Linked DNA regions of Homo sapiens: all the other regions are linked to region 2. A link is a contact called in ENCODE Hi-C or POLR2A ChIA-PET data. All regions are on one chromosome and are shown on one strand. Each heading gives the region's core, a stretch centred on a gene start or an enhancer-like site at or near the end of the contact. The rest is flanking DNA. Distances are from core to core; before and after follow the strand shown.

Region 1 (4,292 bases), core at 640-3,139, 590 kb before region 2:
TTGATTAGGAAAGATTTGGATAAATAGTTTAGAAAAACCCCACTAAATAATGATGGCAGAAACAATGTATTTTTCTCTCTGAAAAAATTCTCAGAGGTACCAATCCAGGGCTGGAATGGTGGCCCCATGATGCCGTCAGTGGACCAGGGGGCTGTCTCTCCTCTCCCTTGTCTTTGTATAGCTTCCATCCTTAACACTGCCTCAGTGAGTTCTAGCCACTTCATTTGTAGTCTCTGCAGGAGGAAGAAGGAGACGGAAAGGGTAAAAGGACTTCTTTCTCAGCTGTCATTCCACTGCAAAGCAAAGCATCTTCCTGGAAGACACACACAATGACTTCTGCTTGGCTACTCCAAGAGAGTCAAGAAAATGAGTCTTTAGCTGAGTTCATCAAGAGTTTACTGTGGTCTATAAAACAAATGATCAAACTTCTGCTTTTTCGTTACAAAAAAAAATAGTGAAAAGCAAATCTGTATCTCTTTCTTGAGACCCACTCTTCCCTATCCCTGAACCTCCCACGTCCCTACCCCTTCTCCCCAAGCTGAGAAATGGGACAGTAATGCTCAGATGGAATGAGAGATGGGCTAACGCTCAAAGATACCTCAGAAATGTGTACTTGGAAATAAAGAACATGTGTTTAATTTTTGACGTGGTCACTTTATTTGAAAATATTAAATTCTCATTTGTTAATTTTTTGGAAAATATTTATTGAACACCTACTCTGTGGTAAATATGACAGAAAATGTTTATACAGATGGTTATTTCAAAATGTAAGTGCATTAGAGATATTAAAATATGGCAAATTCAGAGCATAAATGAGGTGGGTACAGGGGCAGTATTTAGATGAGATGGTAGGAGGTAGAATTTAGACTGAAATCAAAAACCAGTTCTTTAAAAAATTGTGGTATTCCTACTATTAACACTGATGGCAAGCCTTATAACTCACTGGACACAAATGCATGTGAGGTCTTGTCACTTTGTTTCTTTTCCATGTAAGTCACTCTAGAATTGCCAGTGGTGGGTTATACAGGGGAAAAGAAATTATGAGAACCAGGCCCACATAAATATTTCTTCTCTTATTGTATTAATCACTTACCTACTGAACTAATTATCACTGCATGTGTTACTCTAATGTGATTAAACCATATTCAAACAGCATTGCTAATATCCCACGAGAAACTCAGTAAAACTCCCAACAGACCTAGGCAGTAAAAGGGAGCATCAATATAATCTTTTTCCCTGTTTTTACTTATGATGAAACAATACCATTTTGATTTTAAAATCATCTTGTTTTAGATTATGTATGAATGTAGTTATAGTATTTTTCACCAGCAACCGCTTGCCTTCTCTAAAGCTGACAATTCTTTTTTTTAGTATGAGGATTTAGATTCTATTTAAGTATTGTAACTATTAACAATAAAGTGACAGTTCCATCCAACAGCAGTCGTTGGGCACTTGCAATATACCATGTACTGTACCAGCACAAGATAAGACAAAAATAAAGTATCAGGAAAAAGGCTAGATTTCTTAAACCCACTTGCCCACGTCATCATGTTATATTTATGGGACCATGGCCACATACTGCCTAAACCCATTGAACCAAGAGTAAAATTTCCATTTCTACCTAGTCAACTTCAATCTATTAATGGCTCCTTTTTCAATGGGGAGAGTCTAGGTGCATTCACTTTAGATCATTATCTATGTTTGTGGAATCAATTTGTATCCATTTTAGACTATGGCCTATGCCAAGAAGAGGGGAGTTTATTACTTGCCTTCAGGGCTCTTGATTCATCTCCTTGCGTGAGCAGCCTGTGAGCCTGCCCAGTGTTTGAGAGGAAGCTCCTTGTATTGGAGCACATGTGGTTTGGCAGAGCCTGGTGTGAACATGTAAGTGCCAGTAACCAGTGCTGTGTTCCAACGCTGCATGCTCATTATAATCTCAGCCTGATCATTATCATGCCTCTGGCAGGGCCTGCTTCAAAGGAGCCTTGCTTGTGATTTGAGGGAAAAAAGCCAATAGAAGACACATCTAGAAAAACTGGTTGGCATTGCTTTGTGTGATTCAGCCCTGGATTATTCCTATAAAGGAAGAGAAGGCAGAGGAGGATGGTCTCAGACAATGCACCGTCATTACAGTTGGACGATATTGGGATGTTTCTGCTTCACATAAGCTTTTAAATAAATGCATATGCATTTATCCCATGATTGCCATGTGCAAACCACCGTGGAGGATCATGAAGATGTAAGACAAACATCCTGATCTTTGATGAGCTACAGTTTCATTGGGTAGACATGATCAATATACAGGAAAGAGGACAAAAAATGAGAATTTATGATAATGAAATAACTAATGAGGTTCATACTGTAATTGCTAGGAAGGCTCAGGCAAGAACTTTATTTTTTAAGGTTTACAGTGTACTTGCTTCATGTTTTGGATCAAGCAGAAGCACCACAAAATGTTTTCATAGGTAAATCAAGGGCAATAACATATTCATTCAACAAATACTTCTTGATGAAAGACTGACTTAATATTCACTCAGAGGTAGATTCCATAGAGTTAGAACCTAAGAGGAAATCTATTGTGACATATATTACTTGTGATATGCCAAGGCTTTGTTTTGCAAATTAAAATTCTTACAGTGCTAGACAGGGTGAAGGGTGATGACAGTAGCCACTGAGGCAGCCACTAATCAGCTCTAGTTCATTGTCATCAAAGATGAACGCAAGCTTAGTGTTGCTGAGTCTTCATATCATTTCAAGTGAAGCCAGAAATAAGAATTCTGAAATTCCCTAATATATAAAGCATTCATTTGTGGGTTGGGAGGAAGTGGTGGCTGTGGGCATGTGCCTGCTATTTCCAAGAGCCATCAATGTGCGGTGCTCTTGGCAGCAGTAGATCTCCATCCAGCTTTCCTCACCAGCTCTGGGCATCAAGGACAGGATTGTAATGTGTTTTAAGAAAACACTGCACTGGAAACATGCTAATCAATATGTAAAGTACCCAACCACTCCATACTAGATGTAAAATAAGAGATGTATTTGAAGGGGTTTTGGAAGCAAACATCTAAATGGGAAATAGAAGCAATTATCTTTCTAAATATCATCCTTAATAGTTTTTTCAATTTGGAAAAAAAGAAAAAAAAGCTGTAGCTGCCTTTTCTTGTTAGAAGTCTTACATGAGCTAATCTTTCTGATTTGCACAGATTACTATGTGGCAAAGCCTTGCAACTTGCTTTAAGCTTCTGTGTGTCAGGAAGGTAAGCAGGGATTTCAATTCTCTCATGGGCTCTTGAGTGGATAGAAGTGTTGAGTAACAAAACACACCTTTTCTTTGCACCTGCTTTAACTGAAGAATTCAGGAGGCTAAAGAAATCGGCTTCCCTTCCTTTCCCCATTCTGTAATTTTTCATCCACCAAATAGGATTGGATAATCAAAATAAATGATATGAGACCCTCATTTCACATTTTATGATAATATCCTCCAAAGGATGCTTGTTCACTCTTAACAGTATCTCTTGGTTACCATGACAAGGAAGAATGGGAAAACCACTCTCACATTGAAAGGAATCCCTTGTTTGTTTCGTTGTTTTGTTTTGTTTTGTTATTGAGTTGTACTACTGTTAACAAAAGACATCACAATGAAGCACATCTCATCTAATAACCCTTGTGTAGCTCTAGTCATGTTAGTGGTTCTGTAGCCCTGGTGCCATCCAAGCTCCCCAACAGAATCTCCCATTGCCACTGAAGTCCAGAGACCCAGAATGTGAAGTAAAACTGGTCCACAAAAGAAGCTGTTTTTCGTGGCCACACTGCAATCTCTGACATTCAGCAATTATCTAGGATCAGGCAAATGGGCAGAGAGGGACTCCTTCCCCTCCTGGTATCCTAAGTGACAGCTGCTCCATGTCACCAAAGCTCTTTTTTTTTTTTTTTCAGATCAAATCCCCACTTCATGAAAACTAAAATTTAAATTAAAATGTCTGTTTTGGGGGATGGATTATAATTATATTTCTATTCAATGATTCATATATAATCTTTGGTCTTACAGAAATATCTTAAAACTTCCACATTTTTCATCAATATTTTTCTAGCAGCATAGGGTTTGTGTTCAGCCATTTGTGAAGACTTTTACACATAATTATTTTTCATTTGAAATGCCTTCTGAGAAGAATAATAGTAAAAGTATGATTAATTAAACAATTACAGAGTGAGTCAATTTCTTGATTTCAGGTTTCTGATGAAGATAGAATTCTCCCCAGCCAAATTTCCAGTGAACTCTCCAAATTATTAGAATC
Region 2 (4,263 bases), core at 1,187-3,686:
CAGAACACAAGTTCCATGTAGGTAGGAACAGTGTATTTCTCATTTGCTCCAGAGTGAATCTCCAGAGATGTATATGCCTGGGACAGAGTAGCTGCTCAGTAAATATTAATTGTGTGAGTGAGCGATGAGTTCAGTGCAGGACATGTTGAATTTTAGGTTTCTGCAGCACCTACGGTAGGACTTACTGAGATGCTGAGTAAGCAGTGAAAATGCAGGTCTGATGCTCGGAAGGAAAGCGGGGCTACATCCATCAGTGCCGCATGCATCAGCCCAGTGATGAGGATAGCCGGGATGAGGGGGCTGTGGGTGATATCCTCCCCAGGGGAGTGGAAAAGAGAAGCCAAGGATGAATTCCTGAGATCTTCTACATTTAATGGAGAAGAATAAGAGTCTGAAAAGCATCTGGGGCAGTTAAAGAAAACCCAGGAGGTAGCGATACCATGAAAGCCGAGAAAACAGTTTCAAGGAAAAGGTTTGATTAACAACAGGGCCAAAACCACAGAAGAGTCAAGAGAAAGATGTCCTGTTAAACACATATATATATATATAGTTTTCTCTCTCTCTCTGTCTCCCTCCCTCTCTTCCCCCAGCAAAATACCTAATGCAAGAAGTCAAGATTGGAGAACCAAAGCATTTTTCTTCTGATCTTTAACCACAATCCCACATTATCCATCATTTCTTTAACTGTAAATTTCTATTATAGCTTCTTATCACAGTTTCTAGCCCATAGATTACTGTATTTTACAAATATATATATTTAGAAGCATATATATATGTAGAGAGAGAGAGAGAAGCAGCCTTACAAAATTAATTCTAATTATTTTCAAAATCAAAAGTCATTTCAGTTCTAGGTCAGAGCTCCCAGGATCGCCTATGAAAAGTTCTGAAGGAAAAACCTGGATAACATTTCTCTTTCCACAAGTCTCGCAAGGACATTCAGACCATCTGATTCATAACTCCCAGGAGATCAGGCTGATCCAGCACTTGTCCTTGTAAAAGCCGAAACCCTTTCCTTGGGATGCAGCAGCCTTATCACATGACCTCGGCTGGCCTAGCAGAGCAGGTGGGTGTGACATAATAAAATGCATTATGAAGGCCACCCTAGGAACTTTGGGAAGGGACTGGACTTGCCTCAAAAAGTATGCACATCCAGTTGGGGCGCAGGAGGGAGGAGGGGCCTGAGAGGGTAAATAAAGCCAGAGCTGCTAGGAGCTGAATTCCCTTTCCAGCAGCATCCTGAAGTCTTTGTTTCAGAATAAACTGGTGACAAGGAGAAAGGAGAGGAGGGGAGGGACAAGCTGGTGTCCTTTGGCCCATTACGTGCCTTTAGGTTTCCAGTGGTTCTCAGGCTTGCTACTCATTGGAATTACCTGGGGAGCTTTGAAAACCCTGGTATCCAGGGACAGGACCCAGACATTAGTATGTTTTTAAGCTTTCCAGGTGATCCCAATGTGCAACCAAATTTAGAACTTTAATACAACTGCCTAGCCTAGGATCACTCCTGGAATGTCCTGGGAGGGCATTCTCCAGACCCGGTTATCACGGACCCCTGGAGAGGGTCAATGGTCATCACAGAGTGCAGGGAAATTCCCTGACCTTGTCTCGTTAAGCAGTGCAAGCAGCAGCAGTTTCACAGGGCACATGACCCCCATGGCAGCCAAAAAGGGAATTAGCCACTTCAGCGGAGACGTTGCTTAAGGCAAAGGAATTTCCCCTTGTGCTCCTCATTTGCCCAAACAGAACACACGGTTTACTCATCCATTCTGAAGAAAGATTTTGAGTTCTCAAGGATGTAGTCATTGTTCTATAAAGCCTTACAATTTAAAGTGTGAGCCCAAAACAGGAGTTTTGTCATCTTTGGGAAGCTTGGTGTGAATTCAGAATCTCTGGTTCTACCCTAGACCTGCCCAAAACTGTGTAAATACTGCTGGACTGGATGGAACACAGGATGTATTAGAATATTTTTCCTGTATTTAAATGTACACAAGAAAGGAAGACATGCTCATGGATTGACACATCTTGAGAAAGACTTGGGAGAAAAAGACAAAACAAATGTGTCAAAAAGAGAGAATGTAATACACAACCTTGCTTCATTTGAAACTGATTTTTGTTGTTTGTTTTTGTTTCGTTTTGTTTTTTACTTACCACCAGGAAATAGCTAAATTGAGTAAGAACATCTTAAAACTTAAGGGAGAAAAACTGAGTGATCAACCAAAACCTCAAGAGGAAATAATTAAGAATTTCTGGGGGGAAAATAGTGATAGTCTGTGAATGAGGACCCTACCGTATTAGCGCAATAATTAATGAGCCTAAAAGACACTGGTTACCATATGACTTTCCCTAAGCCTCAATTTCTTTAGGTGTAAAACAATACATTTAAATGAATAATCATTGTGGTCTCTTCTTGCTCAAAATTTTACCATTTGAAGATCCTTGACATTGAATCAAATATCCAAACCCAAATGAAAATAATTGTGCACAGTTTTAAGGATTATTTTACCACTAGGTGGCAATGTTGATTAAAAAATGTGAGAAACCAATGTAAACATCATTTTATTGTATTTTGTGGCTGACCTAAATCTGTTTTCCAAGGTTCGGGACATCAAAAAATTGAAGAATTGCACTACTATGCACTCGAGACCAAGAACTGAAACGTAGATTTGGAAAATATTCAGTAAAGGGACAACTGGAAAGGAAAGAAAAGCAGCTGCCTGAGGTTGACAGAGACAGTGAAACGCAGCAGGCCAAGCATAGAAGCTCACGGGATGAATGACCAGGGAGGAAATTCAGTAAACCTGGGTAGCCAAAGGATTCCAGATGCTGGTAATGTCCCCAAGGAGATTGCTGGCCCTTCATCCATGCTTGGTACCTTGAGAGGGCCCTAGGCTAAACACATGCCATGAGCTCTGATTGCTGGCAAGCAAATCTCATCACAATTTTTCTAATTTGTTTTATATCTGATTCCTAGCTACTATCTTCAATGTCTGGCTATTCCTATGGATTTCTGATTTTGCTGTGCTCTAGGACATAGCACTTCGGCTGTCCCTAGGAATTCATGCTTCAACTGCACCGCCTTACCTTGCTTCTACCTCCTGGACCTCACACAAACGACCCTAACTCAGGCAATGTTTGCACACCCCCTCCAGATTCCATGTCTGCTAAAGCATCGCATCTTGAAACTCCACAGAACCACTTCAAGCAAAGAATTACCAATCGTTAGGGCTGGAAGAAATTTAGAGATGTCATCATACCATTCCCTTTTCATTTTCAAAATAAAGGGAAAGAAACAGATATAATAATTACTTAATATTTAATAAGTTCTTGGCTGAAGGAGATTTATTAACTCTTATAACAAAAGTTCCAATACAAGCAGCTCCAGTTAATTCAATGGTTCAGCAACCCTATCAGGGCCCAGGTTCCCTCCACTCTCTCAACTTTGCTGTCTGCAGTGGACTGCCTAAGATGCCTTTGCATGCCAAGAAAGCTGTCTCAGCTCCAAGCACCACATCCGGACACACCAAAGTCCAAAAGAATGGGTCATTTTCCCCTTGTGCATCTCTTATTTAAAAATGAGAAAAAGCTTTCACGGAAACATACCAACAGATGTGCCTTCACAATTTATTGACCAGAACTGGGTCACCTGCCCAATCCTCCACAAGTCACTGTTGAGAGAACGGAAGGATCATAATTGGCTTTGACAAATCAGATCTGACTCATGTGGAGAAGAGGTGGACATTGGCACAAAACGGGTACTGCCAGCATGCAAGAAAAGAAAAATAAATCTTGGGTAAGTGAACCAGCACTGATTGCTGTATTGGGGTAGTGTAACTAAACACTAGGACATCACTGTGTTCAAGAAATAGGAGAGATCAGAAAAGAAGGAATGGGCACTTGCCTGTACTACCACTTTGTTGGGAGGATGAGGCGGGAGGATCCTTTGAGCCCAGGGGTTCAAGGCTACAGTGAGCTATGATTACACCACTGCTTTCCAGCCTGGGCAACAGACTGAGGCCCCATCTCTTTAAAAGGTTAAAAAGAAAAAGCAAGAAAGAAAACAGGGGACATTCAGGCAACTCAGACTCAAAGAATATTCCTTTAGCATCGGATATTAGTCCCACTATGACCTTCACTAGTCAGCTGATAGGAAGCTGATAGCTGCTGCTACTTCTCACACATCAGCATACTTTGCTCAGATGTATGCATCATTGTTCACTTGTCAAGCTGTTATGAGCAGCAGTTTTTCACAATGAACCAAATGAGGAT
Region 3 (4,398 bases), core at 182-2,681, 640 kb after region 2:
GGTGAGGCCTGAGATTTTGCATTTCTAACAAGCTCTGAAATGATACTGTGCTGGTTCAAGGGCCACACTTTGAGTCACAAGGTCCTGCACAATATGCATAGAAGAAATGTTCCTATTAATAGGAGCTGTTAAAGTTTGTATTAACAGAATATTTCTGTTGATAACTTTGCACTCAGTTTGGGGTTGTCTGCTGAAATATGTACATATAATGTATAAGTATTGAGAAATATGGCATTTAGAATCTTTTCATTGGGAAATAATGCATTCTATAATGGTTTTGTGCTGCATTGTGACAAAAAATAAATTTGGAGTCCTCTTTGGAATAAGATTCCATTAAAAATTCACCCATGTTGCCAGGTACGGTGGCTCATACCCATAATCTCCGTACTTGGGAGGCCAAGGCACATGGATTGCTTGAGCCCAGGAGTCTGAGACCAGCCTGGGCAACATGGCGAAACCAGATCTCTCCAAAAAAAAAAAAAAAAAAATTGGCTGGGTGTCATGGCGCACACCCAGCTACTCAGGTGGTGTATTCTCAGCTACTCAGGAAGCTGAAGCAGGAGGATCGCTTGAGCCCAGGAGTTGGAGGTTGTGGCGAGCCAAGATTGTGCCATTGTATTCCAGCCTGGGTGACAGAGCAAGCCTCTGTCTCAAAAATAAAAAATAAGAAAATAAATCCAGCACTTTGGGAGGCCGAGGCAGGCAGATCACGAGGTCAGGAGATCGAGACCATCCTGGCTAACACAGTGAAACTCTGTGTCTACTAAAAATACAAAAAAATTAGTTGGGAATGGTGGCGGGCGCCTGTAGTCCCAGCTAATAGGCAGGCTGAGGCAGGAGAATGGCGTGAACCCGGGAGGCAGAGCTTGCAGTGAGCCGAGATGGCGCCACTGCATTCTAGCCTGGGCGACAGAGTCAGACTCTGTCTCAAAATAAATAAATAAATAAATAAATAAATAAATAAATAAATAAATAAATAAATAAATGGCGCCACTGCACTCCAGCCTGGGTGACAGAGTGAGACTCTGTCTCAAAATAAATAAATAAATTAATTAAATTAAAATAAAAATTCAGCCATATTAAAAGACTCATGAGTGTAGTAATGAATGAAAGATGTGATTGAGTAACTTTGTATCATATGTTTATTTCTAGCAGCCAGATTTTCTTGACTAAAGCTATAATTAGTCATGGCTCTCTGATTATTCTAAAAAGTGAATTTATTATCTTGAGGGCGTTGCTCTTAATATATTTTGAATAATAAAATGCTGAAATTAAGTATGCTTGACTTGTGTCTGATAAATTTGAATCTTAAAACGGACTTTTGAAAATATAGGAAGAAAAACTGTATAGGAATATCCCGTCACTTGTAATGTTGACAAAAATAGTAGAACCTATGACTCACGTATGTATTTCCCAAACGTGAGTTGAGTAACTGGCTCCAGTTGTTACTGATGGCATGCCGTGCTTGTGCCATATCTGTGTTCTCTGATAACTGCTAAATCAACTGCTGCCTAAAGTAGTGTCAAGGCAGTGAAAAGCCTCTGGCCACCTGTGGAATTGTTTCGGGGGATGGGACTTTCTACTTTGGGGAAAATCTGTAAATCTATGGTGTAAGGCAATCCTTTGTGTTTTGTTTCTGTTAGACTACTTTTGTGTTACCAAAGTAGTCTAACAGAAATACTTAGTAGTCTAACAGAAATCCGTGTTGCCAAAAGTTCTTCATAAATTTTATTGCTCTGTCTTGCATAAATGGCCTGTATACAGGCTCTTTAAAATGGTTGGTAAGAGTGGAAATGGGAAGAGAGTCTTGCCCTACTTAAACTCCAGAAAATATGATAATGGTTGCCTGTAGGAGCTCTGACTAATCATATATTTTTTGATGACATGTGCTTGCCATCAAAACAGCATCAAAGAGAGAGGAAAAGAATTATATCAGAGCCTGGTTCATCCCAGTGTCCTGGCCTCCTAGGGAGGTGTTAGAATGGGATGGTTTTTTACTTGCAGCTGCAAGATACGCCAGCATCTCTTGGATCAGAGCCCTTCGTGAAGTAAGGGAGAATTACAATAGGACTGTAGCTCAGGCCAAGGGATTAATAGAAAGATTAAATTTTGTATGTTTTAATTCAATACAAAAATGCTACATAAACATCTGCCTTTTTAAAAAATATGAAATCCTTTCCATCTTGGTGATCAGCTTGATCAGCAACCACACCTCACACTTACTGTTTTCAATAACAAATGGAATGCAGATGGCATTTGTTTCAACGATAACTACAGACAGCAATAACTAATGAATAACTTCAGTGATACCTGGAGTCACCTGTGGAGATGGTGAAAATATTTAGAACTGACAATTCCTACTGCATTCATGGAAAAAGAAGTAAAGTGGAGTGGGGCCTCAGCATCTGGATTTTTAAACTGTTCTATTGTTGATTTGAATCAATTCATCATGAATTAGCAAGTTGCTAGTAAGTAGCATTAACTACTGATGATGATCAATTCTTTTCTTGAGAGACGAAGGCAGTAAACTATTACAGAGAAGGTCTGTGCTTTGGCTTCAAAGAGACCTGGGTTCATACTTTGGGTCTGTCACAGAATTATGTGAAATACCTCTTTTCCTCTGTTTCTTTATGTGATAAGGGGGGATAATACTCCCTATATCATAGGGTGGTGGAGGTTAAATGTAAAAACATAACGACTAGTATAGTGCTTAGTACATTACAGACTTTTGCTCCTCAAAGTCTCGCCCTGGGATCAGCAGTATTTGTATCACAGCAGATAGATCCAAGAAATGCAGTATCTCAGGCCCATTCCAGACCTCCTCAGTCAGAATCTGCATTTCCGGGGGATTCCTCTGTAACCTGTAGTGTGACAAGCACTGATACAAACAAACGTTAAATGTTTGTTAGCGTAGTAGCATTTACCGTAATTGTTGATTGCTTTTACAGTTCTGAGCTGATAATCTTAAAAACGCCATGATGGTTGAAACAAAAACACTTCGTGGTATTTATTTTCTGGTATTTTCTTTTTATTCATACTAACTAGAGTAGTTTCTGTTGCTGGTGAAGATTTGTTTGGGGTTCAGTAAAACTTTCAAAATCGCCTTTCAGATCTTAAGTATCTTTTAGTTATCTCCTTCTTTTTGTGTTTATGCATTTAAACATAAACTATAAAGCCAAAATGCAGTTTAAAATTAGGCACAATGTATCTACAAATAAAAGCTCATCTAGCAACCAATAAAATGGAAACTTGCAGATTCCCAGCCAGATTTTAAAAATCAGATCAAATATTTGGAAACTATGTTATTTGTTGACGCCTATAAATTTAAAAATAAGTCAAACAAATCTGCTATTCTTGCAAAGCCTAAATTTTATGAGTTCCCCATCATTATTGGAATGAGAAATTGCCATTGTAAACTCTGTGCTAAATTTACTTTCTTTTTTGACTTTTAAAACTCACCAATATATTGCTTGTAATTTAGCTCTGACAAAAACATAAAAAAGGCTAAATTTAAGAGGCACTTCTGTTGTGTTCCTCAAAAAAATTTTTAGCCATCCAACTTATGTATTTGTCATCTACAGCTAGGCTTAAATATTATTGAAATTATTGAAGGCTTTTGAAAGTTTCTTTGCAGTTGTTTAAAATAACAGCTTTGCCATTAATGGCAGGCAATCACAACATTCATCCAGTATTTTGATTTTTTTTTTCTTGGAGCACAAACTGAGTGAGAAAAGTAATTTTCTTTTTCACATATAGAATCTATTTTAGTTACTCTAGCAGGTTTTTGTTGTTGTTGATGACCAATTTTCAGGTCCAAATGTTAACCTTAACAATTCACAAGGGGTGGTGGGAACTAAAGATTTTTTTTCACTCTCTAGTCCAACTTACTTCAGCACCTGCTAGTCACTATAGGCAGCCTGACTTTTAACAGGCTCATCAGCAAATCCGTGGATGAAATGTCTTGAGGACATTCAACCACACTGAGGGGCCCAGTGATCATCAAGGATGCTTGCAGTAGCAGCCTATTAACTTCCTTTTATCTGCTTATGAGATTAATTTGGGTTGATCAGATACTTGATTGTACTGTATTTTTCTCCCTTCCTGTACTCTGTGGTTGATTTCTCATTAAATCCAGTGGTGACACCTCCACAAGGCTTCGAAATCTGTCTTTAACTTCCAGCTAATGGAGGAGCTTGCTGTGAATAGTACAAGCTCTTATTTTTCAGGACAGTAATAATGACTGAGGGAATAAAATCCTTTGTACCGGCTCTCCTGTCCAACCTTGAAAGATGTGTTGCTGCAGGATCGGTGGCTCTTCAGAGTATCCCTTATTGTCAATCACGTTAACTAATCACCAGCAGAGGACTCTTGAATTTGGCAAACTTGGGATTTACTCTT

The links. A loop is a pair of places that touch in the nucleus more often than their neighbours do. ChIA-PET counts read pairs that join two places held with the same protein, here RNA polymerase II (POLR2A). Pooled maps may share reads with other maps.
Region 1: a map of mammary epithelial cell shows a loop between it and region 2 (2.1-fold over the local background). The contact joins two enhancer-like sites. A Hi-C loop is called at or near these places in 1 of 168 maps with a recorded cell type or tissue (mammary epithelial cell). POLR2A ChIA-PET finds 5 or more read pairs at or near these places in 2 of 52 experiments (A549 and CD4-positive, alpha-beta T cell).
Region 3: a loop to region 2 is called in a map of HAP-1, with 3 times the contacts of the local background. The contact joins two enhancer-like sites. A Hi-C loop is called at or near these places in 7 of 168 maps with a recorded cell type or tissue (CD4-positive, alpha-beta memory T cell, Caco-2, GM12878 and 3 more), 11 of 37 single-sample maps with no recorded cell type and 15 of 50 pooled maps.

The regions. Positions count from the first base shown.
Region 1 is chr7:17,093,287-17,097,578 of GRCh38, forward strand. The region is part of intron 1 of LOC124901596 (a long non-coding RNA gene); the gene reads right to left. Among named protein-coding and RNA genes, the nearest start is that of AHR, 200 kb to the right of the region's middle. RefSeq lists an enhancer at 1,726-1,870 and a cis regulatory region at 1,798. Within about 2 kb of position 1,890, at least 2 of the 41 ENCODE cell types and tissues checked have a DNase peak (open chromatin) inside an H3K27ac peak, as active enhancers do.
Region 2 is chr7:17,678,560-17,682,822 of GRCh38, forward strand. No RefSeq gene overlaps it. Among named protein-coding and RNA genes, the nearest start is that of LINC02889, 120 kb to the left of the region's middle. Within about 2 kb of position 2,437, at least 8 of the 41 ENCODE cell types and tissues checked have a DNase peak (open chromatin) inside an H3K27ac peak, as active enhancers do.
Region 3 is chr7:18,316,165-18,320,562 of GRCh38, forward strand. It overlaps a transcript of HDAC9 not described here. Among named protein-coding and RNA genes, the nearest start is that of HDAC9, 180 kb to the right of the region's middle. Within about 2 kb of position 1,432, at least 2 of the 41 ENCODE cell types and tissues checked have a DNase peak (open chromatin) inside an H3K27ac peak, as active enhancers do.